Regions from separate parts of the Homo sapiens genome. Here regions 2, 3, 4, 5, 6 and 7 are each linked to region 1. Evidence: chromatin contacts called from ENCODE Hi-C or POLR2A ChIA-PET data. All regions are on one chromosome and are shown on one strand. The core of a region is the stretch at or near the end of the contact, and the rest is flanking DNA. Distances in the headings are between cores, read along the strand shown.

The links. Hi-C counts contacts between places; a loop is a spot of excess contacts on that map. ChIA-PET counts read pairs that join two places held with the same protein, here RNA polymerase II (POLR2A). Pooled maps may share reads with other maps.
Region 2: a loop to region 1 is called in a pooled map, with 10 times the contacts of the local background. The contact joins the promoter of MIR22HG here to the promoter of SHPK in region 1. A Hi-C loop is called at or near these places in 4 of 50 pooled maps. POLR2A ChIA-PET finds 5 or more read pairs at or near these places in 2 of 52 experiments (BJ and T-cell).
Region 3: a loop to region 1 is called in a map of CD8-positive, alpha-beta T cell, with 10 times the contacts of the local background. The contact joins the promoter of MIS12 here to the promoter of SHPK in region 1. A Hi-C loop is called at or near these places in 2 of 168 maps with a recorded cell type or tissue (CD8-positive, alpha-beta T cell and gastrocnemius medialis) and 10 of 50 pooled maps. POLR2A ChIA-PET finds 5 or more read pairs at or near these places in 2 of 52 experiments (GM10248 and naive thymus-derived CD8-positive, alpha-beta T cell).
Region 4: a pooled map shows a loop between it and region 1 (35-fold over the local background). The contact joins the promoter of SMG6 here to the promoter of SHPK in region 1. A Hi-C loop is called at or near these places in 5 of 50 pooled maps.
Region 5: a pooled map shows a loop between it and region 1 (8-fold over the local background). The contact joins the promoter of TSR1 here to the promoter of SHPK in region 1. A Hi-C loop is called at or near these places in 6 of 50 pooled maps.
Region 6: a pooled map shows a loop between it and region 1 (8-fold over the local background). The contact joins the promoter of METTL16 here to the promoter of SHPK in region 1. A Hi-C loop is called at or near these places in 1 of 37 single-sample maps with no recorded cell type and 6 of 50 pooled maps. POLR2A ChIA-PET finds 5 or more read pairs at or near these places in 1 of 52 experiments (CD4-positive, alpha-beta T cell).
Region 7: a map of naive thymus-derived CD4-positive, alpha-beta T cell shows a loop between it and region 1 (6-fold over the local background). The contact joins the promoter of PAFAH1B1 here to the promoter of SHPK in region 1. A Hi-C loop is called at or near these places in 1 of 168 maps with a recorded cell type or tissue (naive thymus-derived CD4-positive, alpha-beta T cell), 1 of 37 single-sample maps with no recorded cell type and 9 of 50 pooled maps. POLR2A ChIA-PET finds 5 or more read pairs at or near these places in 1 of 52 experiments (activated CD4-positive, alpha-beta T cell).

Annotation. Positions count from the first base shown.
Region 1 is chr17:3,634,456-3,637,850 of GRCh38, reverse strand. SHPK (sedoheptulokinase) reads left to right here and starts at 1,601. Exons shown (of 7, transcript NM_013276.4): 1 at 1,601-1,799. The coding sequence starts at 1,632. CTNS (cystinosin, lysosomal cystine transporter) reads right to left here and starts at 1,091. Exons shown (of 12, transcript NM_004937.3): 1 at 1,020-1,091; 2 at 535-744. RefSeq lists silencers at 726-815, 1,826-1,885 and enhancers at 1,096-1,345, 3,184-3,395.
Region 2 is chr17:1,714,306-1,717,700 of GRCh38, reverse strand. MIR22HG (MIR22 host gene) reads left to right here and starts at 1,491. Exons shown (of 3, transcript NR_028505.2): 1 at 1,491-1,571. It also overlaps a transcript of WDR81 not described here. RefSeq lists an enhancer at 703-1,344.
Region 3 is chr17:5,485,008-5,488,402 of GRCh38, reverse strand. It overlaps MIS12 (MIS12 kinetochore complex component), which reads right to left and starts at 1,837. Exons shown (of 3, transcript NM_001258217.2): 1 at 1,719-1,837; 2 at 1-207. DERL2 (derlin 2) reads left to right here and starts at 2,225. Exons shown (of 7, transcript NM_016041.5): 1 at 2,225-2,334; 2 at 3,187-3,252. The coding sequence starts at 2,242. RefSeq lists enhancers at 1,218-1,327, 1,568-1,667, 2,288-2,347, 2,388-2,567 and silencers at 1,841-2,008, 1,958-2,117.
Region 4 is chr17:2,302,174-2,305,568 of GRCh38, reverse strand. It overlaps SMG6 (SMG6 nonsense mediated mRNA decay factor), which reads left to right and starts at 1,784. Exons shown (of 19, transcript NM_017575.5): 1 at 1,784-1,936. The coding sequence starts at 1,849. SRR (serine racemase) reads right to left here and starts at 1,619. Exons shown (of 8, transcript NM_021947.3): 1 at 1,552-1,619. RefSeq lists silencers at 1,535-1,754, 1,945-2,154 and enhancers at 1,656-2,382, 2,712-3,395.
Region 5 is chr17:2,334,687-2,338,081 of GRCh38, reverse strand. It overlaps TSR1 (TSR1 ribosome maturation factor), which reads left to right and starts at 1,625. Exons shown (of 15, transcript NM_018128.5): 1 at 1,625-1,751; 2 at 1,942-2,045; 3 at 2,352-2,571; 4 at 2,688-2,822; 5 at 3,186-3,395. The coding sequence starts at 1,655. It overlaps SGSM2 (small G protein signaling modulator 2), which reads right to left and starts at 581. Exons shown (of 24, transcript NM_014853.3): 1 at 337-581. The coding sequence starts at 393. RefSeq lists silencers at 1-207, 238-337, 438-547, 648-957, 988-1,117 and an enhancer at 1,348-1,457.
Region 6 is chr17:2,510,235-2,513,629 of GRCh38, reverse strand. It overlaps METTL16 (methyltransferase 16, RNA N6-adenosine), which reads left to right and starts at 1,742. Exons shown (of 10, transcript NM_024086.4): 1 at 1,742-1,871. RefSeq lists enhancers at 1,542-1,591, 1,662-1,871.
Region 7 is chr17:2,592,144-2,595,538 of GRCh38, reverse strand. PAFAH1B1 (platelet activating factor acetylhydrolase 1b regulatory subunit 1) reads right to left here and starts at 1,885. Exons shown (of 11, transcript NM_000430.4): 1 at 1,533-1,885. RefSeq lists silencers at 1,037-1,086, 1,147-1,206, 1,617-1,846, 1,897-2,116 and an enhancer at 1,951-2,679.

The sequences.
Region 1 (3,395 bases), core at 352-2,851:
AGGAGGTGGTAACTACCTCACAGGACTTAAATGAGGAGATGTAAAGCACGCATTGTCAAGTGGGACTAAAATTGGCTGGGGGTAGGCTGGGCGCGGTGGCTCACGCCTGTCATCCCAGCACTTTGGGAGGCCGAGGTGAGCGCATCACCTGAGGTCAGGAGTTCGAGACCAGCCTGGCCAACATGGTGAATCCCCATCTCTACTAAAAATACAAAAATTAGCTGGGCATGGTGGCTCAGGCCTGTAGTCCCAGCTACTCGGAAGGCTGAGGTAGGAGAATCGCTTGAACCCCGGAGGCGGAGGTTGCAGTGAGCCGAGATCGCGCCACTGCACTCCAGCCTGGGTGACAGAGGCTGCAGACTCCATCTCAAAAAAAAAAAAAAAATTGGCTTGGGGTGGTAGTGAAGAAATCTAGCTATTACAATGGTTTGTGGCCACAGAAACAAATACACAGCGTACTAGTGGTATTAAATTTTATGGGAAGGGGGTAGGTAGGAATAACGAGGTTGAGAAACAAGGATATAAAGTGGTTACCTCTGTTGCTTAGGGCGCCTAGCGAGCTCTCACAAAACACAGTAATCCTCAATGTTACTGGAAGAGGCAGAGCTCAGGAGTCCTCCCTTCGCCCAGTGTGAAAACCCGGAGGGGAGGATGGGGTCTCGTGCTGCTCAGTCCCCCGGAGCCCCGCACTCCGCACGTCAACCGGCGCTCTCGCAAAGGTTCTCTCAGCGTCTCCAAAGCAATCTGCAAATTCCCCAACCGAGACCCAGGCGGCAACTGAGCAGAAGGTAAGGGGCTGGGAACGGCACCCACCCCGGCAGCCCGCTGCCCCTGCCTCGGCTGACCACCGCTCGGGCCCTTCCACCCGGGGGTTGTCCCGTGTCGCGAGGCCAGCACTGGTGGCGGGGAAAGGAGCCCGCCGCGGCTGAGGGCGCTGGACCCCCGGCAGGCTGCCCCGCTGACCTGCTGTGCCTCAAGGGGTCCGCCTGGGAAACAGGGGAGGCCGCGTCCGCTCTCACCTGAGCGCCCCCAGGCTCGAGGAACCGCCCTCACGGGACGCATGAGCCTCGCCAGGTGCCGGTCAGGAATGCACCGCGTTCCCCTGCCCGGCTAGACTTTGGGAGAGGCGGGTCCGCTGTCACCTGACCTCCGCCACCTGACTCGTGGGGCCGGATCTCGGCGAGATGAGCTCTGGGAGTTGTAGTTTCCGCGCGTCTTAGACGGACAGAGCGCAGCTGGGTCGGGCCGGGGCGCAGAGATCGGGGCTCCGGCGTGAGGGAAGATGAGGTCCGCTGCCAGGGACACAGAGACTCTTGGAGCCGCCAGCGCCTCCCGGCTCCTTTCGTGAGCGAAGCTCAGACCGCCCTCCATTGGGCGGAAATCAGAGCCCGTGGGGCGGGGCCCCCTTTAGGTCCCGCCTTCCGCCGCCTCTCCGCCTATAGCCGGGGCCCGCCGAGAGGTTGCGTGGAAGCTCGCCTTCCCCGGCCAGTGGGAAGACGAGAAGCCTCCATGTTGGGTGTGGCTGAAAGATTGGCAGGCGACTCCCCGCCCCTGCCCCGCCCCCCTGGGCGAAGAGCGCGGACTTGTGGGGCCGCTGGCTGCAGACTGGAGCTGCGCGGGTCAGGGAGATAATGGCTGCGCGGCCGATCACCCTCGGCATTGACCTGGGCACCACATCTGTGAAGGCAGCTCTGCTGAGGGCCGCGCCCGACGACCCATCCGGGTTCGCAGTGCTGGCGAGCTGTGCCCGTGCTGCGCGGGCAGAGGCGGCGGTCGAGAGCGCGGTGGCCGGGCCCCAGGTGAGTTGGACCCCCGGGGCCGCGCCGCCTCCAGGAGCCTCCTGACCACCCTTTTCCACCCCAGGAGGCCTCCCTGACAGCCCTTCCCGCAATGAAGTCTCTATTCCAGCTTGTCCCCAGCTTCTCCAGGGGCCCGTCTGCCTGCAGCAGCTGTGCTCATGATCCCTTAGGTCTGGTCCCAGAATCCTTCCCACCTGCTGGGACCGATTCCCCCCCGCCCCCTCCCCGACTCTCTGGCTTCTTCTGGGGGCCTTGCGCTTGGCGCTGGATCCCTGTGCTCTCTGTCCCCTGACCTTGGAGGAACTGATCTCTTGTGTGTATGGAATGACCACAGGCCTCCCTTTCACTCTTGCTGCTCTCCGCTCCTCACACCTGCCCTGTGACCTCAAGTTCAGGATTCAGTTTGTTGCCCAGGGCAGAGTCTGGGTTTTCCTCCGGAAATCAGATGTCAAATCAGGCCTAACTGGCTCCTGGCTCATTCCACAGAAGCAGAATGCGGACCAAGAAACCTTTGGTCAGCCGGGCGCGGTGGCTCACGCCTGTAATCCCAGCGCTTTGGGAGGCCGAGGCGGGCGGATCACGAGGTCAGGAGATCGAGACCATCCTGGCTAACACGGTGAAACCCCGTCTGTACTAAAAATACAAAAAATTAGCGGGGCGTGGTGGCGGGCGCCTGTAGTCCCAGCTACTCGGGAGGCTGAGGCAGGAGAATGGCGCGAACCCGGGAGGCGGAGCTTGCAGTGAGTCGAGATCGCTCCGTTGCACTCCAGCCTGGGTGACAGAGCGAGACTCCTTCCCTTCCTTCCCTTCCTTCCTTCCTTCCTTCCTTCCTTCCTTCCTTCCTTCCTTCCTTCCTTCATTCTTTCCTTTCTTTCTCTTTCTTACCAAGTCTCGCTCTGTTGCCCAGGCTGGAGTACAGTGGCGTGATCTGGGCTCACTGCAACCTCCGCCAACTGGATTCAAGTGATTCTCCTGCTTCAGCCTCCCGAGTAGCTGGGACTACAGGTGTGAGCCACCGCGCCCGGCTACTTTTTGTATTTTTAGTAGAGACAGGGTTTCGCCATGTTCGCCAGACTGGTCTTGAACTCCTGACCTCAAGTGATCTGCCCACTTCAGCCTCCCAAAGTGCTAGGATTACAGTTGTGAGTCACTGCGCCTGGCCCAGCTTTGTTTTTCACAAGCTCTTGCCACATACATGGACACGGTTGTTTAGGGTTCAGAGCCCATTTGGCTCAGAAGCATTTCTGAGGATAGGGATTTCAGGAGCACTTTGTATCTACATAGAAGCTTTCAAGATTAGTTTGGTTGGGACATTAGGGCATATTAAAAGGATTCTTACTTAAAGGACTATGAATTGGAGGCAAAGTTGGCTCTGACCCTGGTGGGGTGAGCAGGAGAGCTGGCATTAGGGGAGAGTAGGCTCAGAAAGTGCCAGTTTCTCCTGAAATAGAGCACTTCTTTTTTTTTTTTTTTTTTTTTTGAGACAGGGTCTCGCTCTGTCACCCAGGCTGGAGTGCAGTGGTGCAATCTCTGCTCACTGAAACCTCTGCCTCCCGGGTTCAAGTGATTTTCGTGCCTCAGTTTCCCGAGTAGCTG
Region 2 (3,395 bases), core at 242-2,741, 1.9 Mb after region 1:
CTTTCCTTCACCACCCATGGGAGTGGATAAGGGGATGGAGGAGGGTAAGCAAGGAGGAGGATGTGGTAACAGCTGATTCGTCCCCAGAGGTCACACTTTCCAACAATCAGCTGTTACTGGGGCGCAAGGCAGGAAGTTTCCTTAAAGGCGCAATGTCCTGAACGCAGGCTCAGAATTTTGGAGCTCCAAGTGAACCTTATCAATTACCTGATGGAGTGCGTATTTAACAGAAGGAAGGATCTCACCCTCCAGCCTCATCATTCCTGCTTAGTTACCCTCAGCCCCTATTTGGAGCTGAAGGAAAAGGCATGGATTTCAGTCCACATGTTCCTCTTTGGGGGACTTGCGGGGATTGATAAGGTAGGGCAGGTCTCCGGCTTGCCCCTTTAAAAACGCCGACCAGCAGCTTTTGCCAAGTCACTGGGTTCATTTCACTTTTTGCCCATCCCCCGCTCATCTAGACTCTGATTGGCCCCTGGGGAAGGAGCAGCCTGCTCATTGGTCTCCACCTTCGAATCTCTTCCCTAAGTAGGCCTGAGTCAGTGAAGAGCTTTGGAGGGCGGGACTGAATGGGGGTTAATCAGAGGATGCGATTGCTGACCCTTTGCACTTTGGCATGGCCCATCCCCTAATTTCTGACCAGAAGCCCTCCCTCTACCCTAAGGTGAGGACTGTGCTATGAATCTTTTGTTAGAAAGCTACCTCTTGGGAGGCTCTGGGGGCTCTTCTGGGACTGGGAAGAGACATCCAAGAAAAAAAGCCTCCTGTGGTTAGGAAGAGCCCCCAGGAGGAGTGGGCTGGGCGAGGCGAGCACCCTCCCTCCTCCAAAAACCCTGGAGAGCTCTCCAACGGCAGTCTCTGCTGCCCTGGGGGCTGACGCTCTGCCCACTCCTGCTCCTTGGTCCGCTCCACCTTTCCTTAAAGAGCTATAGCGTCCCGCAGAGGCCGGCGAGTCAGTTTGGGGAATGTCTAAAAGAAGCACTCACGACTCCAACAAGGAGGGGCTGTCGCCCTTTAAGGACTTCCCCGGGCTGGATTCCGAGCTCAGTTTAAAAATGCCAACTCACAGAGCGCGCTGGGTTCTGGGAACGACGGTGTCAGGCTGAGAACTACACGGACCAGCATGCATTGCAAACGCAGACGCCGTGGCTTTCGCCTGCTCTTTAGGACTCTCGTTTGACGTAGCGCTTTTCTAAGCGGGTCGCTGACGCGGAGGGCTGGGCCACACCTGTCCGTCTATTGGCCGGCTCCTCAGTGGGTGGGCGTGGCTTCGTGCAATTCCGCCCGGCAAAAGGGTGGCCTCCTTGCCAATCAGAGCCAGGGCGCCCGGAGAGGCGGGACCAGGGCGAGGCCCCGTCGGCCCCCGGGTGGGCGGGGCCACGTTGCCCAGCAGTGGGCGGTGATTGGCCCCGGGCCGTGCATTCGCAGCTCGTGCGTCACGACGCCGCCAGCTGATCGGAGCCTGGAGCCGGTGTGTGCTGGGTGCCGAGAAGAGACAGCGCCGCCGGCCGTGGGGAGCGGACGCAGTGATTTGCTCCCCCTCGTGCAGCAACCCCCACACCCAGCACCAGGTGGGTGTGAGCTGGCGACCCGGTCACGCAGCGGGGAGCCGCGGTAACGGGATGGAGGGTGAAAGTGGGGTCCGGGCGGCCACACCCAGCCCTTCCGGGAGGAGAAGGGGCGGCGGGGGCAGGGGCGCCTCGGGGAGAGGGGCCTGGACTGGCCGGGTTAGTGTGTCAGGAGCTACGAGGAAAGAGTCTGGGACGGGAGTCGTGGCGGAAGGGCTGGCGGAGTGGCGGGGGGCGGGGGGAGAGCCGAGGGGCCGGAGGGCCGGGGGCGGCTCACCCGGCGGCCCCCGGTCTGAGGATACAGGGGCCGGCCATCTAGCCTGGGGAGGGTCTGGACCCCCCGAGCGGGCGGCGAGGAGGTGCTTTGCCTCTGCCGGCGTTCACTGGGTCAGGGCCAGTTCAGCGCCCTGGCAGGGAAGGGGTCGCTGGGCGGGCCGGCCCCTCCTCTCGTTCTCTCCAGGGGATGTTATGTAAGGGGGGAGGGGAGAGGAGTAGGGGGCGGCGGTGCCGGGGCCTTATGCAACCCAAAGGTTAGGGTTTCACCGTGGTTGGGCGGGGGGAAGAGGGCAAGAGGAGGGCCTGGAAACTCTAACCCCCGCTCCCCAGACTAACTGGCCGTCTTGGGCCGAGAGAAGGTCACCTCTGCACCTCCCCCCAGCCTGTCCGATTGTGAGGCCCCTAGCCCAGGCCTGGCCCTGACTGCCTGGGAAGCCGGCTGGCTGGGTGGGGCGCCTGGGTTAGTCATCACTGGGCTGCCTCTCTCCCCACCTCTCGGCCAACTCTTGGCCCCTCCCCATGGCCTCCGGCGAGGCTGTCACCCCCACCTCCCTCCGGCCCTGGTTCCAGCCTCCAACTCCTTTGGCCTGTCATCCTGGCTGTCAGATTGGGCTAGGAGCTGTCAGAGTGCCAGAGGGTTGATGGAGCAGCTGGTCAGAGGGTCAGTGCCCTGGGCCCACCCCGCCCTGCAGCCAAGGGCACCTGCTTGGCACAGACTCTCAGCAGCTGCTGAGTCCTCTGGGTTGAACAGAGCTATCTCAGACAGAGGAAGGTCGGACGGAGTTGGACTGGTCACCCAGGGGAAGGAAGATACACAAAGTTCATGCCTCCCAAGAGGGTTTCGGAATTTGAACCGCACCCCGTATCCCCCAATCTTTCTTACCCTCTGAGTATAGAAATTCCAAGGCAAGACCGCCTTGGCCCCTCAGCCTGGCGTGGGCCATGCCCTTGGACTGAGTGTCAGCACGGACCCGCCCTCCCCAGCTCACATCCCCCGAGCCTGCCACGCCCCCAGCCCCCTCCCTGGGCCATGCTGCAGGGCCCGGCTTTTCCTGCTGATTCATGCGTTGGAACTGTGGGGGCGGGGCTTGGAACTTGGAACAAAGTTCAGACATGGAGGGGCCGGCAGACAGCCTGGAATTCATACCAGATGTACCCGGAATGCGCAAGCGGAATGCCTGGCATCTGAGAGTCCTGGGGAAGCTGCCCAGCCACCCTGCCCATACCTCCCTCCCCTCCAGCCTGTGGTCCCCTGCCCGCCCCTCACAGCCCCGGCCACCCTGCCGATACCTCCCTCCTCTCCAGCCTGTGGTCCCCTGTCCGCCCCTCACAGCCCCGGGGGCCTCTGCTGACCTTCTTTCAAACGCTAGGCCTCCTCCCTTCCTCACTCTTCCCCAATCCAGGCCCCCAGAACTCTCCTTCCAGCTGAACTCCCTGGGAACAAGTCAGTTGGGCTGATCACTGAACTCACATTTCTGGACCTGAGGTACCACACTTCTAGTACCTGCGTGCTGGTGGGGTGTGTCCAGGGTCCCGGGCCCCACCCTGTCT
Region 3 (3,395 bases), core at 588-3,087, 1.9 Mb before region 1:
ACTGCCTCCTACACAATTCTTCCAATTCTTACCCATATACTCATATTATACCCTAATCTTCAAGATTTACAGCCCCTCCACCCTCTCTTTCTGTTCTCAGCCTCTGCCACTTCTCTTCTTTCCTTATTCATTTTAGGCCTCATGATCTATCATTTTGATCACTCCGTTGCCAATGTCCTCAATTTGCTTGTCCTCCAGCCAAGCCATCTGAAAAAAACCCAATTAGAAGATGAGTAAGTCCCTTGTCAGCTTTATAACCCTGACATGTTTTTTCAAGGGTCTGCGAGTAATTCCTCTCAAATATAAACATCTAGGAAAATAAAACCCCTATCTCCTTGTCATTGTGGGAATTCAACCTAGGCATCTTTTTCTGAGATGAAATGATATTGCTTGTCATAGAAATAAGAGAAATTTTATTATTCCTTCAGATAAAGGCAATTAGCTAAAACAAACTGCTACTTCAATTATCAGGTGAATTTAGGACGCACTTTATGAAATAATTTGCAATAAGCAGTACAGTCAAATCTTATGGGAAGATAAGATGCAGCCAATCTTAAGAATTTATGTTTGTAGGCTGAGCACGATAGCTCATGCCTGTAATCTCAGCACTTTAGGAGGCCGGATGGACGAATCACCTGAGGTCAGGAGTTCGAGACCAGCCTGGCCAACATGGCGAAACCCTATCTCTCCTAGAAATACAAAAATTACCCAGGCGTGATGGTGGATACTTGCAATCCCAGCTACTCGGGAGGCTGAGGCAGGAGAATCACTGGAACCCGAGAGGCGAAGGTTGCGGTGAGCCGAGATTGTGCCACTGCACCCCAGCCTGGGCAACAGAGCGAGACTCTGTCTCAAAAAATAAAATAAAATAAAAATTTACGTTTGTAATGGTTAAATATGGAGTGGTTATAACTGTTTGGCTGTATATGTAAGGTAGGATTTCTTTCTGTTTTTCTTTTTTTCTTTTGAGACATGTTGTCGCTCTGTCGCCCAGGCTGGAATGCAGTGGCACGATCACAGATCACTGCAGCCTCAACCTCCCGCGCCCAAGCAATCCTCCCACCTCAGTCTCCCAAGTAGCCGGGACAACAGGTGCAGGCCACCATGCCTGGCTAATTTTCTTGTTGTTGTTGTTGTTTGAGACAAAGTGTCACTCTTTCGCCCAGGCTGGAGTACAGTGGTATGATCTCGGCTCGCTACAACCTCTGCCTCCTAAGTTCAAGTGATCCTCTTAGCTCAGCCTCCCAAGTAGCTGGGATTACAGGTGGGCGCCATCTCAAACAACAACAAAAAAATACACTTCCTTGATTAACTCCTTTCTTCGAATTCCCATTAGGACCTCTCTTCGGGCACTGACTGATGAACTTCTACCGCCTCATCTTCTCTGCTAGACTTAGAGTTCCTGAGAGCAGAATAAATGCGGCTTGATCAGTATTTGCCGATTCAACGCAGAGGTGCCCAGGTCATCTCGGCGAGTTGAGCTGTCTAAGACCCCGCGATCGCGCAGGACAGGACCCAGAAGCCAGAGCGCAGGAACTGCTTCCGGCCGGCTCCCGGCTTCCGTCGGGCCCCGCGCCCGCGCTGCATGCTGGGATCTTCAGGTCGGAGGCCGGGGTGAGGCCGACCCACAGGCCGCCTTGCTCCCTCGCGAAGACGCTTATGCCAGTCTCGCCCGTCCCCGCTCCTCCTCAGAGAAAATGCTGCCCCGCAGCACTTACCGGAGCGACCATGAGGGTGACGATTTGAAGCACACACAGGCTTCCCGCCACCTCCTTTAAACCGCCGCTGGCTTGCCAGGGACAGACGGCGCGGTTGGCTCCCCAAAATTCCGACTGATACGCGCCTCGGCGAGCGAAAGCAAACGCGGGATACTCTCGCGTTCCTGATTGGCTGGTTGTGGACACCTCAATTATGACAGAAAGGGGCCGGGCGGGAAAGTTAGCTGTGGCCGGCGGGGATTGGCAGAAGGAACCTGTACTTACTCGTTTTTCCCGGACGTTGGCTGGTGGAGAAGAGAGGGTGGGGAGATGGGGCGCTGGGGGGGGGCGGTGGCGACGCAACTCGTGATTGGCGGATGTGCGTTCCTTAGGTCTCTACGGATTGCGGTTGCTTGGCGTTGATTGGGCAGTCGCGGGAAAACTAAAGTGGGCGGGGGGCCTTTGGGCCCGCCCCGCCGCCGGGGCCTGCTGGCGGAAGGGGAAATGGGGTGGGTGGGGGGTGGGGCAGGCGACGGTGGGGAAGATGGCGTACCAGAGCTTGCGGCTGGAGTACCTGCAGATCCCACCGGTCAGCCGCGCCTACACCACTGCCTGCGTCCTCACCACCGCCGCCGTGGTGAGCAGCTGCAGTGCCACCTTCTCATTATCTGGGCTGGATATGACTGGGTCTTCAGGAAACTGGGGTTTGGGCCTCGGGGAGGCCCAGAGGGGCTGGTCCCGGGGATGGGTGGAGGCGTACAGGGATTACTCTGGGGTTCGAGTTGGCGCCAAGAATGCTTATCCAGTGACGCGAGAAGGGAGTGCTGCTTCATGGGGGGTCAGGTCAGTTTCTAAGAGATGAGCGCCGGACCTATAGCGGGTTAGGGTTGCGGGAGCCTCCCACCCAAGAAATGTGTCCGAGAGCTCTGCCAATGGCCAGGTGGTACCATGGTGACTAGTGAGAGGAAGGTCCGTTTAGTGAAGAAACAGGAATGGGGAAAGCAAGCTGGAAACTGTCGAGAGGGGAATGGCTTATAATAAAAAGGGTCTCTGGATCTAAATAAGGGGCTAGCTGGAGGTACCCAGCCCTAACGGTGGCAGGGTCTCCAGTCTCCGTTATTTCAAGTGAGTTTTGTTGTTTCATACAGCTGTTTCAGGTGGTGCCCATGTGGTGGGTAGATTCATAGCAGCTGTTTTTATTTGTCCTGTGTCTAAAATATCACCACCTGTCTGCCTCATTTCTTCATGTCAGCCTCAACTATTGCAACATAAAACAGACTTTTTTGTGTTAGGTATTGAGGATACAAAGAATTCTACCAATCCTAGAGAATTCTTTACCAACCTCTTCCTCTGGCCTAAGAAGAAAGGCTTAAAGGAAATCACGTCTAAGTGACCGAGAGTTGGAAATTGCTAGACCTACTAATTCTTTGTTGTAAATGATGAAATTTTGTTTCTTGATTTGCTTTAAGAAGCTCTTTTTCTATTTCAGCAGTTGGAATTGATCACACCTTTTCAGTTGTACTTCAATCCTGAATTAATCTTTAAACACTTTCAAGTAAGTGGTTCATCACAATAGTGATTAATGCTTCAGTTTCTTCTTTTTCTTACTGTTTAGTAGCAAATCCTGTTATACACTATCCTAAAAAAGAACCCAGTGGGGACCTTTGATTATAAGTTGCCTTGTCAGGATATAAAGCA
Region 4 (3,395 bases), core at 535-3,034, 1.3 Mb after region 1:
TCTTCTACTATTTGATTATTGCTCTTCTGCAGTCAGCTGTATTATCCCCTTCTGGAACTCGTATTTAATTATTAATTTTTTGTACCCCTTCTCCATGTCTCCTATCTTTGTCTCTCAGTTTTTATCTATTACCTTTTCCTTCTGAGTTCTGGTAAATTTTCTTGAACTGGTTTAACTTTTGGCATATCTAATCTGCAGTTCACTGACACTGTTGCATTAAATGGGTGGTGCCATTTGTCCTAAGAAAGTTTTCTTGTTTTCCATTATTTTTCCAGCTGAAAAAAGAAATCATGCAATGGCCTCTCAAATTTCAATATGAAACAGATTATTTTTTAACGCTTCTTCCTATTTCTCTCAAATCTGGTGGCAAAGGCTGTCTTCTGCTCTGACCACTCAAATGGTTCCTCTTCTGAACTGTTGGATCTTTTCACCCATCATCTACTGACTTTCTTCTTATGCTTAACCTTCCGGTGACAAAGTGTCACGTAAAAGGAACTGAAGGAGTTCTGTCAGAGGTTGTGGCAATCCCTTCGGCTCAGACTAAGGAATAATTGGTAACTATTCTGTGATGGGTGTGGGGTAAAAGCCTATGGGGCTGTGGAGGGGCAACAGGTGGAGGCAGGAGGCCTTGGGGAAGGGAGCTTCACCTCTGTACAGTTCTCCAAAAAAAGATTCAAGTACCAGCCTTCTGGTATAGTTCAATTTTAAAGATGGGAAATTAAAAAGTCAACCTGAGATCCACAGCAGTAATTTTTTTCAAGAATCCATAGTGACACAGAAATTCCCAAATTGACTTTTTTTTTTTTTTGAGGCGGAGTCTCGCTCTGTTGGAGACTCCCGGGCTGGAGTGCAGTGGCGCGATCTCGGCTCACTGCAGTCTCCGCCTCCCGGGTTCAAGCGATCCGCCCGTCTCAGCGTTCCGAGTCGCCGGGATTACAGGTCCCAAATGGACTTATATGCCTCCTGATGTACTTCCTTCCACACGATTCCAACTATATCGTATCTAGTTTTTAAAAGTCAGGGGGCGGCCGGGCGCGGTGGCTCACGCCTGTAATCCCAGCACTTTGGGAGGCCGACGCGGGTGGATCACCTGAGGTCAGGAGTTCGAGACCAGCCTAGTGAAACCCCGTCTCTACAAAAAATACAAAAATTAGCCGGGCTTGGTGGCGTGCACCTGTAATCCCAGCTACTAGGGAGGCTGAGGCAGGAGAATCGCTTGAATCCAGGAGGCAGAGGTTGCAGTGAGCCGAGACCGCGCCACTGCACTCCAGCCCGGGAGTCTCCAACAGAGCGAGACTCCAACTAAAAAAAAAAGGGAATAGTAACAACTACTCTTAGCAGATCTTCAAGGTCCCAAGTAATGGCCCGCGGCGCTAGGCCGGGCCTGTGGCGGGAGAGCCTGGCCTAAGGTGTCCAGAGGAGCCCAGGCTGAGGGGTGTCTCTGTCAACCCGAGTCCCAGACTAGCAGTGTCCTTGGTGTCCACGACAACAGCAACGGCAGCCACCGCCGCAAACGCCCGCCTGGCCTGGCACGGCCCGGCCTCGCCTCACCTCAGCTCACCGGCGCCGCGCCTCCAGCTCCAGCCTCCGCGCGCCTCCCCGGCCGCACCTCTGCGCACGCGCAGCGCCCGCCCGCCCCACCCAGGCTCTCGCTCCGGTCCCGCCCCTCTGGAACCGGCGGCGGGCGCTTTTCCTCCCAGCGCGGCCACCGTCGTTCGGAAAGGGAGGGCGGCAGGGGGCGGGGAAAGGCCGGGAGGTGGGCGAGCGCGCGCGCCGCCCGTCTGTGGTGGTTTCCTGGCTGCGCGCGGCGGTGGCGGAGCCGCTACGGCTGTAGCAGCAGCCGCGAAGATGGCGGAAGGGCTGGAGCGTGTGCGGATCTCCGCGTCGGAGCTGCGCGGGATCCTGGCTACTCTGGCCCCGCAGGCCGGGAGCAGAGGTGAGTCGCGCCGCCCAGCTCCTGGGCCGGGCCTGCCCGCCCCGCCTCCCTCTCCTCCTCCTCTGCCTCCTCCCCGCTCGGCCCTCGGCTCCGGAGCCCCCGCCCCTTCCCCCAGCAGTAGGCGCTGGGGCCGCGGCGGACCCTCGCTGCCCTACCTCTCTCGCGGGTTAGTGCGGGGTCGGGCTCGGCCAGTCCTGGCCAGCTCCGGGAGAGCCTGGCCCGAATTCCTGCCTCCACCCTCTTTCTCGCCGCGAAGGTGACTGTTCCTTTTGCCCCAGCCCTCTCAGACCCGCCCCGGATTCCCAGGCATCGGGAGACGCGGAAAGGAGTGGGGTCTGGTGGAGGCCCCGGGCGTATCGCTCTCCAGGCCGCCCTCCGCGGGCCTGCCCCGGCCACCGCTTTAACGTCGGAGAGAAGGAATTGGGGAGAAAGGTTTAAGAGCCTGCGACTTCGTTGCTGAACTTTTCCCCCCCAAGACAGGCTTCCGAAAGCTGCGCCACTGGAGGGATCCGGGACCTCAGACTACTCGGGTTTGGCCCTGGCATGTGTGGGAGCAGTTTTTATTAGAGAGAATGCTCAATTTGCAAGTTAATTTCAAGTCTCCAGCCACGTCAGGAAAGTAAGAAAGATTCTAAGTGTCTCACCTCTCCTGCGTTAGGCAATAGAGTTGTGTAGAATGGTAGCTGTGATAGGTGCCTTCTCTAGGTTTGCGGCCAGTCTGTGAAATTGGTTTTTGTTGATTAACATAATTGGATTATTAAGGCTATTTTCTCCCGCTGCTCTAGAAAGTAGTAGGAATAGCTTTCCCCATCCCCCCGCCCCCCACCAAGTTACAGACTGCCGAGGGTGAGCTATTCTTGGGTTAAACTGCTTTATCTTTGTGGATACTTCATGAACCTACCTTTTAAACTTATGAAAATAGTGAAGCACTATCCAAAACCTCAGTCTCTTTTCTTCCCCTTTTCCTTACACCTACAAACAGTAAATGTACTTGCTGGAGCATATGATTCCTGTTTTGGGCTTGTTTCCATTTATATTTAGAGAGCAATACTAGGATTAAAAACTTTTTTATTGTTGTTATTATTATTTTTTGAGACGGAGTCTAGCTCTGTCGCCCAGGCTGGAGTGCAGTGGCGCGATCTCTGCTCACTGCAACCTCCGCCTCCCGGGTTCACGCCATTCTCCTACCTCAGCCTCCCCAGTAGCTTGGACTGTAGGCGTGTGCCACCACGCCTGGCTAATTTTTTGTATTTTTGTAGTGACGGGGTTTCTCCGTGTTGGCCAGGATGGTCTGGACTCCTGTCCTCGTGATCCGCCCGCCTTGGCCTCCCAAAGTGCTGGGATTACAGGCGTGAGCCACCGTGCCCGGCCAATTTTTTTGAGGCAGGGTCTCACTCTGTCTTCCAGGCTGGAGTGCAGTGGAGGGATCTCAGCTCACTGTAGCCTCCCCCTCCTGTGC
Region 5 (3,395 bases), core at 376-2,875, 1.3 Mb after region 1:
CGGGCACTGAATGGGCAGCTCCGGATCCAGCCATCCCCGCCATCGCCGCCACCCCTCCCCCGGCCTTGGGCTCCCAGCGCCGCTGCCGTCACTGGGCGGGGAGCTGCGGGGCTGCGAAGCAAACAAGCCGGGAGCGCCGGCCGGGTCCCCCGGGCAGAGGGGCGCTGCCCTCCCCCATCCGAGAAAGGGGAAGGAGGCGCAGCCCGTCCAGGACCCGCCCCGCCCGGCCCAGGTTCGGCCCGGGTGCCCGCGCCGGGGGGTGGGCGCGGACCTTTCTGCCCCCTGGGCCGCGCGGGCCAGGGCGCGAGCCCCCCGGGGTTCTTGACTCGACTTTACCTCCTTCTTCACGTTCCACAGCAGTTTCTCTTTGACTGCGTCCTCTGCGCTGCCCATGGTGTGGCAGGAGGCGGCGCCGAGCGGTCCTCAGAGCCCCCGCGCCCTCGCCGCCTCCGCGCCTCTCGGCTCAGCGCCCCACGCGCAAGGCGGAGCCCCCGCCCGCCGCGCTCCCGGCCCGCCGCCGCCGCCGCCGCCGCAGCCACTGCCCGGTGCTCGGCTCCGCAGCCATCTTCCGAGCCCCGCACAGACGTCAGGCGGCAGGCCCGGCCCCTTCCCACAGCCGGAGGGGGGTTGCGCACAGCGACGGGGGATCGGGGCGGGGAGAGGCCGTGCGCGCCTAGGGGCGGCAGACCCGGGCGCGCGCCACGGGGGTCGCTGTCATGGCAACGCACCCGCTCCCGCATGGAGGGCGCGAAGCCGCATTGTGAGCGCTGGCCCTGGAGCCCGCGGCCCCGCGGCTGAGAGCGAGCCTCGGTCCCGCTGAAGCTCCCCTGACTTCTGCCTGCTCCCTCTCCCGACGGGACGGAAAGGGCCGGGGCTCGGGCATGGGGTCCCCTGCGGTCCGAGCCTGCCCACGGCGAAGCCGGTGCAGCCTGGCCCCGTGACCCCTCTGAATCCCCGTCCGGCCGTCGCCGTGCAGTTGTCAAGTTTCTGGGAAGATTAGTGGGAGCGCAGCCGCCCGAGCCCGACGGCCGGAGGGTCGCGGCCAGTCCCCCTTGCCGGGTCGCCACGTCCCACAAGGTCCTTCCCGGCCGCTCCGTGGGAGGCGGGGCGCAGGTTGGAGTAACAGGGACGGGCTTGAGCTGGTACGGAACCGGGCAAGGTGAGAGAAGTGTCTTCCACGCGATTCCCAAGCCTCGCTAGGGAATCGAGGGAGAAGAAAGGTTGCTCAGAGTGATAAAGAACATGCCGTTGCAAACGGAAGAGCAACGTGCCCGAATCTAGGTGACAGGAAGGGCTTAGGCCTTTTCGGCACGAATGGAGCCTTCCAGTCAACATGCTTCTACGTGATGCAGCTTTATAGCGCAAAAAAATGACAATGCAAGGGGTACAAACAGCCCTGCTAGACCAACAGCCCGAGCCTCGACAGTCTACATCCGGCGCCTTCAAGCCCCCAACCACACACTGCGAAGTGGGAAAAGTTCCCAGCGCGGCTTGGCGAACCCGCTAACACGGCGCTCTCACGAGCTGCTGGAAAAGACCTTCGCGAGAGGGCGCAGGGAGTCCCGCTCCCTGGAGGGCCCGCCCCCTTGGAGGGGACCGGAAGCGCTTGTCCTGGCCCGGAAGCAGTGCTGACTCCGTACACGCGCGCTGCGGCATGGCGGCCCACCGCCCCGGCCCGCTCAAGCAGCAGAATAAAGCTCATAAAGGCGGACGGCATCGGGGTCGGGGATCTGCACAGCGGGACGGCAAGGGTAAGGAGATAACGTAGAAGGAATAAGGGCTATTTGGCCGTTATTAACTCTTTTTCCTCATGCCCAGACTGAGCTTCTGTCTCCCGTCTGGGCTCCACGCGAAAGGCCCTTTCTAAGGTGGGCGGAGAGGAGTCCCTTTTCTTGACCTTGTGGGGCCGATCACACCAGCCCCTTCTAATCTGCCATTCAGGCCGTCTGGCACTGAAAACCCTAAGCAAGAAGGTGAGAAAAGAACTCAGCAGAGTCGACCAGAGGCATCGCGCCAGCCAGCTCCGAAAGCAGAAGAAGGAGGCGGTGAGAGGAGCGGGATTTGGGAGAATGCGGCTTCTCTGGTGTTCTAGGTGGCTAATGCCTCGAAGTGGAAAATGAGACCGGGAGGAGGGTCCAGGGACAGAGCATAGCCCTAGAGCACGTGTCGAGCGTGCAGGTCTAGCATTCTTTGCTTTGGTCAGAATTCCTGCCACCCCGCTGGCATACCTGTGGTCTTTTACTAGAGAGATGCTGGTTTTGGGTAGGGGGAGCATCTGTGGGAGTGGAAATGCAATGCTGGAGTGAAGTACTGAGACACTGAGATGTTCTCGGATATCTTTCTATTTTCAGGTTCTGGCAGAGAAGAGACAGCTGGGTGGCAAGGATGGCCCTCCTCATCAGGTACTGGTGGTGCCCCTGCACAGCAGAATTTCCCTGCCAGAGGCCATGCAGCTGCTTCAAGATAGGGACACTGGAACAGTACACTTGAATGAATTGGGAAACACCCAGAACTTTATGCTGCTGTGCCCCCGCTTGAAACATCGGTGGTTTTTCACCTCAGCAAGGCCAGGTTAGAGTATACACCAATATTTTGTATTATGTTTGAGTAGTGGTATTTTTTTTTTTTTTTTTTAGAATAATGTGCTGGTGCCAACCACCTCTTCTTACTGTGTCTTCTATCTGCAGGGGATCTGCACGTTGTGTTAGACATGGCTAAAGTAGCTGATACCATCCTGTTCCTCCTTGATCCACTAGAAGGCTGGGACAGCACCGGTGATTACTGTCTTTCCTGCCTCTTTGCTCAGGGCCTTCCGACCTATAGTAAGTGAGTTAGCATTTATTGTGCACCTTTAATTTGTCAGGCACTATGCCTGGTATTTGATACAGGAATACAACTGATGGATCATATTCAGCTGGTGGTGGGATGTACACATATGGATTAAACTTGATCCATTGTTTACAGATTATCACTCAGGGTGTCTTTTTGTTTTTGGCTGTCCTTTGCCCAGAGAAACAAGGATATGAAGTTTGATTTCACTGTGAAATTCCTTCAGGGTAGTTCAGTGTTGGGCTTCCCAGTGATCTCTGGGCTTGCAACTGAGCTATTAGGTTGTTTGTGAACTGCAGAGGGATTTTTATGTAATGAAGCAGTAGGTCATGAAGCGTTTTCTCTTTCGCTTACAGCACTAGCTGTCCAGGGGATTTCTGGCCTCCCACTGAAGAAACAAATAGATACCAGGAAGAAGCTAAGTAAAGCAGTGGAGAAGCGCTTTCCGCATGACAAACTCCTCTTGTTAGACACTCAACAGGAGGCAGGGATGCTGCTTAGGCAGTTGGCTAACCAGAAGCAACAGCATCTTGCTTTTCGAGATCGGCGGGCCTACCTATTTGCCC
Region 6 (3,395 bases), core at 493-2,992, 1.1 Mb after region 1:
AGGCCATCTTTTCTTTTACCTTTCCAGCAGCATGCACTAAATAAAATGCCATAACTAGTATCAAAGCCACTACCAACCAAAGATGGAAAACTTTCTGTGGTAATATGTTACATTGGTTGCTGAAATGAACCATGCCTTCCAGTATTGGAAGGGACCCTGGCATAGTCCCCTCCCCTTGAATTGGGGCTAGCCCTTCTACTTGCTTTAACCAAGAATATAGCCAAGGTGCTAGTTCTGCACCTACGCTTTAAGAAGGCCTGGCAGCTTCCACTTTTGCCCTTTTGGGAGCCCCGAGCCAACATGTAAGAAGTATTCTGGCGGGGCACGATGGCTCATGCCTGTAATCTCAGTACTTTGGGAGGCCGAGGCGGGTGGATCATCTGAGGTCAGGAGTTTGAGACCAGCCTGGCCAACAGGATGAAACCCCGTCTCTACTAAAAATACAAAAAATTAGCTGGGCATGGTGGCGGGCGCCTGTAATCTCAGCTACTCAGCTACTTGGGAGGCTGAGGCAAGAAAATCGCTTGAACCCAGGAGGCAGAGGTTGCATGCAGTGAGCCGAGATGGCGCCATTGCACTCCAGCCTGGGCAATAAGAAACTCCATCTCGGGGGAAAAAAAAAATGTCATCCTACTCTGCTAGACAAATTACATGGAAAGGCCACGTGGACAGGGAGAGAACTTGGACTACAGGGAGAGAGACCCAGTTCTTTCAGCGGAACCAGCCCCCACTTGTTGCTATGACCACTGGCAAGACCAGCAGAACGGGTGGGCTAATCCCAGCCCAGATTGCAGAACTGTGAGCAAGTAAAATGGTGGTTGTTTTAAGTCTTACGTTTTGGGGCGGTTTGTTACACAACAGATTATGAAAACACCTCCTCAGCTTTCCTTGGGTGACTACTGGTACTCACTTGTGTATAAGTCTCCATTCCTTAATCCTTACTATCTCCCAATTTTATGGTAATAGTTTGCCAGAAGCGTTCACATTAACGACGAGGACGTAGGCAGGCCCCCCCTTTTTTTTTTTTTTTTGAGACAGAGTCTTGCTCTTTCGCTCAGGCTGGAGTGCAGTGGTGCGATCTTGGCTCACTGCAACCTCCGCTTCCCGGATTCAAGCGATTCTCCTGCCTCAGCCTCCCGAGTAGCTGGGATTACAGGCGCCCGCCACCACGCCCGGCTAATTTTTGTATTTTTAGTAGAGACGGGGTTTCACCATGTTGTCCAGGCTGGTCTTGAACTCCTGACCTCAGGTGATCTGCCCGCCTCAGCCTCCCAAAGTGCTGGGATTACAAGCGTGAGCCGCCGCGTCCGGCCGGATCCTCAGTTCTTTCGCTGTAAACGAGAGTACTCTTCCCCAACCCACAGGCTTATATCTCTTACAATTCAGTGAGTGAGACATCGGCTGAGGACACACCTGTTGCACAAAAAGGGCTCACTGCACGCCATCACACCCAAGTCTCGTACCCTCATCTTCATAACCTGCCCAATCCCAGTGAGTGTGAGAGGTAAGTCTGCAGCAGGGCCCGGAAAACTTGTTTCTTTTTCTTTTAAATAAGTTTTCTCGCGAATTCGAACGCATGTCCTCCTCCTGCCATACCTCAAAGGACTCCGCTCGTCACCACGCCCCCGCGCCTTCTGTTAGGAGCAGCAAACCCCAGGTGTCGCGAGGGTTTCTTCTTTCTTCAAGATCAGCCACAGGTCGCGCGAGAGGGATGTGTCCAATCACGAGGCTAGATGGCTTCACAAGATGGCGGCGCGCTGGGAGCGTATCATCTGCGTTTCTAGGAGCTTCGCTATGCGGCTGCTTTAAGATTCTAGGGTTGTACAGGCCCACGCCAGACACGACGTCTGGCAGGAACCTCGGCCTCAGAGGTGGGTCACTTATATCTCTCACGCAGATTTACTATCATGGGTCACTTAACCCGTGGATCACACGGGTTCCTCATTCTTGAGTTTTGGGCTAGTGAGGTGCCGACTTCGGGGTCTAGGAGGGGAGACCTGATGTGGCTGTGTGTGCGCACGCGGGGGTGTTGAGAGTGGATGAGTGGGAGGAGTTGGCGAATAGAATAGAGACTAGGACTGAAGTAGGAAAGACTCCCCGGTGTTTAGGAGGTTTAGAGAGATCCAAAACTGAGGCGGGAAGACAAACTGAGCTGATAAAATGAGGGCATGGAAAGAACGGCAGTGGCAGGACTAGTGGGAAACGTCGGATTTATGAGAGAAGGCGAAGAGAGAAGATGTAGATTGGTGTGGAAGTGGGAGGGATCTGTGCAGAAAGAATTTGAAGTTCTGAAATTGGAATTTAGACTGTTTTACAGGCTGTGTATCAAGAGAGTGGTAGTTGAAGAGGGTTAATGGTCAAGAGGAACCAAGGAAACAGAAGCATGGAGATGAGAAAGAAAAAAAAAAAAAGGGAAAGCCTCATTCTCAGGGTTCTACTATTAACTGTGGCTTTCTGGACTGACTCAAGTAACCGGGAAGAAAAGTTCCAGTCCATGGGCTGAGCTTTTTTTGAAACTCAGTGAGGGTGCTTTGTGTCGGTGGTCCAGACAGGGAAGAGTTCTATCGTGGTTTCAATCAACAAATACTTGAGTGCCTACTCTCTTAGGCCCTATTTTAGGCGTTGGGATATGCGGTGAACAAGACAGACAAAATATTTACCCTCTTGAAACTTACTGACGGGAGATTTTTTAAAGTAAGTAAAATATATGGAATGCCAGATGGGTAAATTCTGTGTAGAAAATTGAAGCTAGAGCCTGGGTAGCAAAGCCAGACTCCCTTTCTACAAAAAATGAAGTAAATTAACCAGGTGCAGTGCTCTGTACCTGTAGTCCCAGCTGCTTGGGAGGCTCAGGCGGGAGGATTGCTTGATCTCAGGAGTTGGAGGCTGCAGGGAGCTATGATTCCATCATTGCACTCTGGGCAACAGAATGGAAGACCTTGTCTCAACAAGAAGAAAAAAAAAAGAATTGATGCCCAGTTAAACTCTGAAGAATAGGTTATATTTAGCTAAGAACTCATTGCCTATATTGGGAGGTTAGTTAGAAAAGAAGTGGTTGTATTTACTCATTCTGTATCTGTTCTGACCAGAAAAGTTGAATAATGTAGGAAATGAATCGAATCTGCCATGTCTGTAATTTAATTTGTTTCACATATATTCAGAGTATTATGTTGTGTGTGCACTGATGTCAGCTATGTAGTCTGTAGAATTTTCCTTAATGTGTGGCAGAGCCCTAACATGCCACTGTCTCTTGAAGTCACTGTTAGGATATGGTGACTAAAGTCAGCAACAATGTATATTTCAAAATAGCTAGGAGAGGGCTTGAAATGTTACCAATACATAGATATAAAAAATACTCAAAGTGGTGAATACCCCATATACTCTGACTTGATCAG
Region 7 (3,395 bases), core at 636-3,135, 1.0 Mb after region 1:
AAGCTTTTACTATATATTCAACATCACTATGACACAGTCAACAGGAAATTTTCCTGATTATGAGACTGGACCCCGCAGCAATTAAGCCGCCCTGCTGCAGCAAAAAAAAAAAAAAAAGCAAACACTCCTGTGGCAAAAAGGGAGGGATGACATTATCACTGGTATGAAAGGCCCAAGCACTGTCTCCTCCGCCCTAGCCTCGAAAAGAAATTCACACAAAATAACCCACCCCCCCAACAAAAACAGAATTGCCAAAAATGGCACAAATTGTTTGTTTGGCCTTTAAAACCTTATGAAACTCCAAGACTGTGTGCTTAAAGGAGAGATGGGAATATCAGTAATATCTCTATTTGTCCGGACTGCCACTTAAGGAAAGAGGGAGGGGGGACCTTGGCATGACATCGCCCATTGAGAACGAGACCACAAATCTGGTCCTCCTCTTCAAAGGCGTATTTTCTTAACCAAAAGACTGATATAAATTGGGCCCAAACCCCAAAAGAAAATTTCCTGCCCTCTTCCCAAGGAGTTTCTTGCTAAGTCACTGAAGAAAGGTAGCATAACATATAAAGCTATGGTACCTTGCTCTCTCCTACTAAATACGGAAAACCTCTTCCCCTCTACTGCTACGTTTAGAGGTGCAGAGTCAAAATGTGTCGACCACCTCAAAGGCATTTTCTCATGTGGGAGGCTAAAGAGGGTAAATATGCAGAGGCACTGCGTTTCCCAAAGGGGCAGGGAGATGAGATTAGACGAAGGGGAATGGCAGGGAGCCTCGAAGCTGAATGTTAACAGCATCAAAAGGCAACTCCCGACCGAGGAGCCGGTGGCAGAAAGAAAATCCTGCCAGATTCGGTGGGTGGATGCTGCGGATTGCTCGGTGGGCCGGGCTGCCTCTCCTCGGCGGGTGCTGAGGCTGGACCGCCGCACCGGGGGCCAGGGAGACGGTGGGCCACCCTCCGCTGGTCAACCCCATCTTAAGGACCAGTCGGGGACGGAATGCCTGGAAGGCCCTATGAGTGCCCCGGCGGCGCGGGGCTGAGCCGGTCCCCGAGCCGATAACTGAGGGTGGGGTGGGGACTGCGGTGCTCGTCTCCGCGGCCGGGGAGAGCAGGGCCGATCCTTTTCCCCAAGATCAGAGAGCTACCTGGTCCCCACGCCCTTCCAACCCAAGAATACTTTTCTTGCTAAGTCACCGAGGGAGGAGGGCGATCCCTTCTTGGGGAGGGCCGCGGGGCGGGGGTCGCAGAGGCGCCGGCAGCCCCCAAAGCCGGGCCCGGGAGGAGAGGAGCGAGGGCAGCGCCCTCCCCGGACAGTCCCCCTCCTCCGGGTCTCTCACTCAACGGCCGTCGCGGCCGCCATTTTGAGAGCGAGGAGAGAAGAAGAAGGAGGAGGCGGCGGCGGAGGCAGGGGGAGGGGAGAATGGGAGGGAGGGGACCGGCGCAGCCACATCGTCAGGCCGCCGGGTCCGGCCTGCAGCCGCCCGGGCGCGGTGGAGGAGACAGAGGGGAGGGCGCAGACCCGCGCCGCCTTACCGGAGCGCTGCACCGCCGCCTCCGCAGGGCCTCTTCCGTCCTTCACTCCCATCCACCGGCGGGGGAGGGGGAGGGAGAGGGGAGGGAGGAAGGAGGGAGGGAGGGAAGGAGGGGGGAGGATGGCGCGCTGGGCCCGGGCCCGGGGAGGGGGAGGGGAGGGGAGCGGGCGGGCTCCTCAGCCGTTCCGGGGCTCGAGTCCAAGCTCGGCGCTCGCGGTTTCTCTCGCTCGCGCCCGAGCGCTCCCCTCCTTCTCCTTCTCGCTCCCTAGACTCCCGTGTCGCTGCTCCTCCGCTCGCTCACTCGCTCTCCCGGCCGCCGGACTCCGCCGCCGCCCCGCCGCTCCAGCTCCGTCTGTCACAGGAGCTGCCCCAACGCCCTGACGTCACCGCGCCGCCGCCGCCGCCGCCGCCGCCGCCCCAGACCCGCCAGGAAGAGGGAGGGGCGGGCGCCGGGAGCGGAGGAGGGGCTGCGGCGCATGCGCCGGGCTGGGCCGGGCCGGGGCCGCGCTGCCTTCTAGCGGGCGGGCGGCTGAGCGGTGCCACCCGGCCGGCGGGCGAGTCTGCGTGCGAGGTGCTGCTTCTCACGCTCCGCACGCTTCTGTTAACCTTGGGAGAGGCTCTTTTTTCCCAGCCCCTCGTCTGACTTGCGGCCCCTTCTGAACTCTGGCTCTGCTCACCTCGCTGCCCTGCTTTTGCGCTCATGCGGCCGACCGCGGCGTCCCGTTGGCACCGTGTGTGGCGGGCCCCGGGAGGCGCGAGAGGCAGCGGGGCCCGGCCACCTACCGCCCCTTTCTGCCTCCGGCCTCCGAGATGATTTCCCAGTTTGGGGGGGAATGAGGGAGGGGAGTAGGCTGGCTGGCTTGGGAGGAGGAGCTGTTGAGGTTAAAAGGCAGATGGAATGCTGTCATTGTCTTGATTTGTATTATAGATTCTTAATTGGGAGGACTCGCTTTTGGATATGATTCAGCTATTCTTCTCCTTAGTCACACACAGACATCAGAGTCTCTCCAGGTCTCGAAACGGATGCCCAAAGAAAGGCCTGGAACTGTATCCCTATAAGGGATGTCTGTGTGTGTTTGCTAAATTATGGATTGAAATATTGATGACAAGAGTCGTCTTGGGGATTTGTAGTTAATTTATTCCACACAGATACCTATGATTTTTCTTTTCTTTTCCTTTTTTTTTTTTTTTTTTTTTTGAGACGGAGTCTCGCTGTGTCGCCCAGGCTGGAGTGCAGTGGCGCGATCTCGGCTCACTGCAACCTCCGCCTCCCGAGTTCAAGCGATTCTCTGCATCAGCCTCCCGAGTAGCTGGGAGTACAGGCACTTGCCACCACGCCCAGCTAATTTTTGTTTTTTGTTTTTGTTTTTGTTTTTGAGATGGAGTCTCGCTCTGTCGCCCAGGCTGGAGTGCAGTGGTGCAATCTCCACTCACTGCAGGCTCCGCCTCCCGGGTTCACGCCATTCTCCTGCCTCAGCCTCCCGAGTAGCTGGGACCACAGGCGCCCACCACCACGCCCGGCTAATTTTTTTGGTATTTTTAGTAGAGACGGGGTTTCATCATGTTGGCCCGGATGGTCTCGATCCCTTGACCTCGTGATCCGCCCGCCTCTGCCTCCCAAAGTGCTGGGATTACAGGCGTGAGCCACCGTGCTCAGCCGACCCTTGATTTTTAAAAAGCGAGATTTGGGGTTCTGAATAATTCAATATGGGCTATTATTTTAATAACAGGTTTAAATGAGATTATCTTATCATTCATTTGTATTGTCCAAGGAAGCTTTTTTCTTGAAACAGGCTTAAGCTTATGTGTACTGATTTTATTGCGTCACTTTATGTAGGTAAATATATATATATATACTGCATTT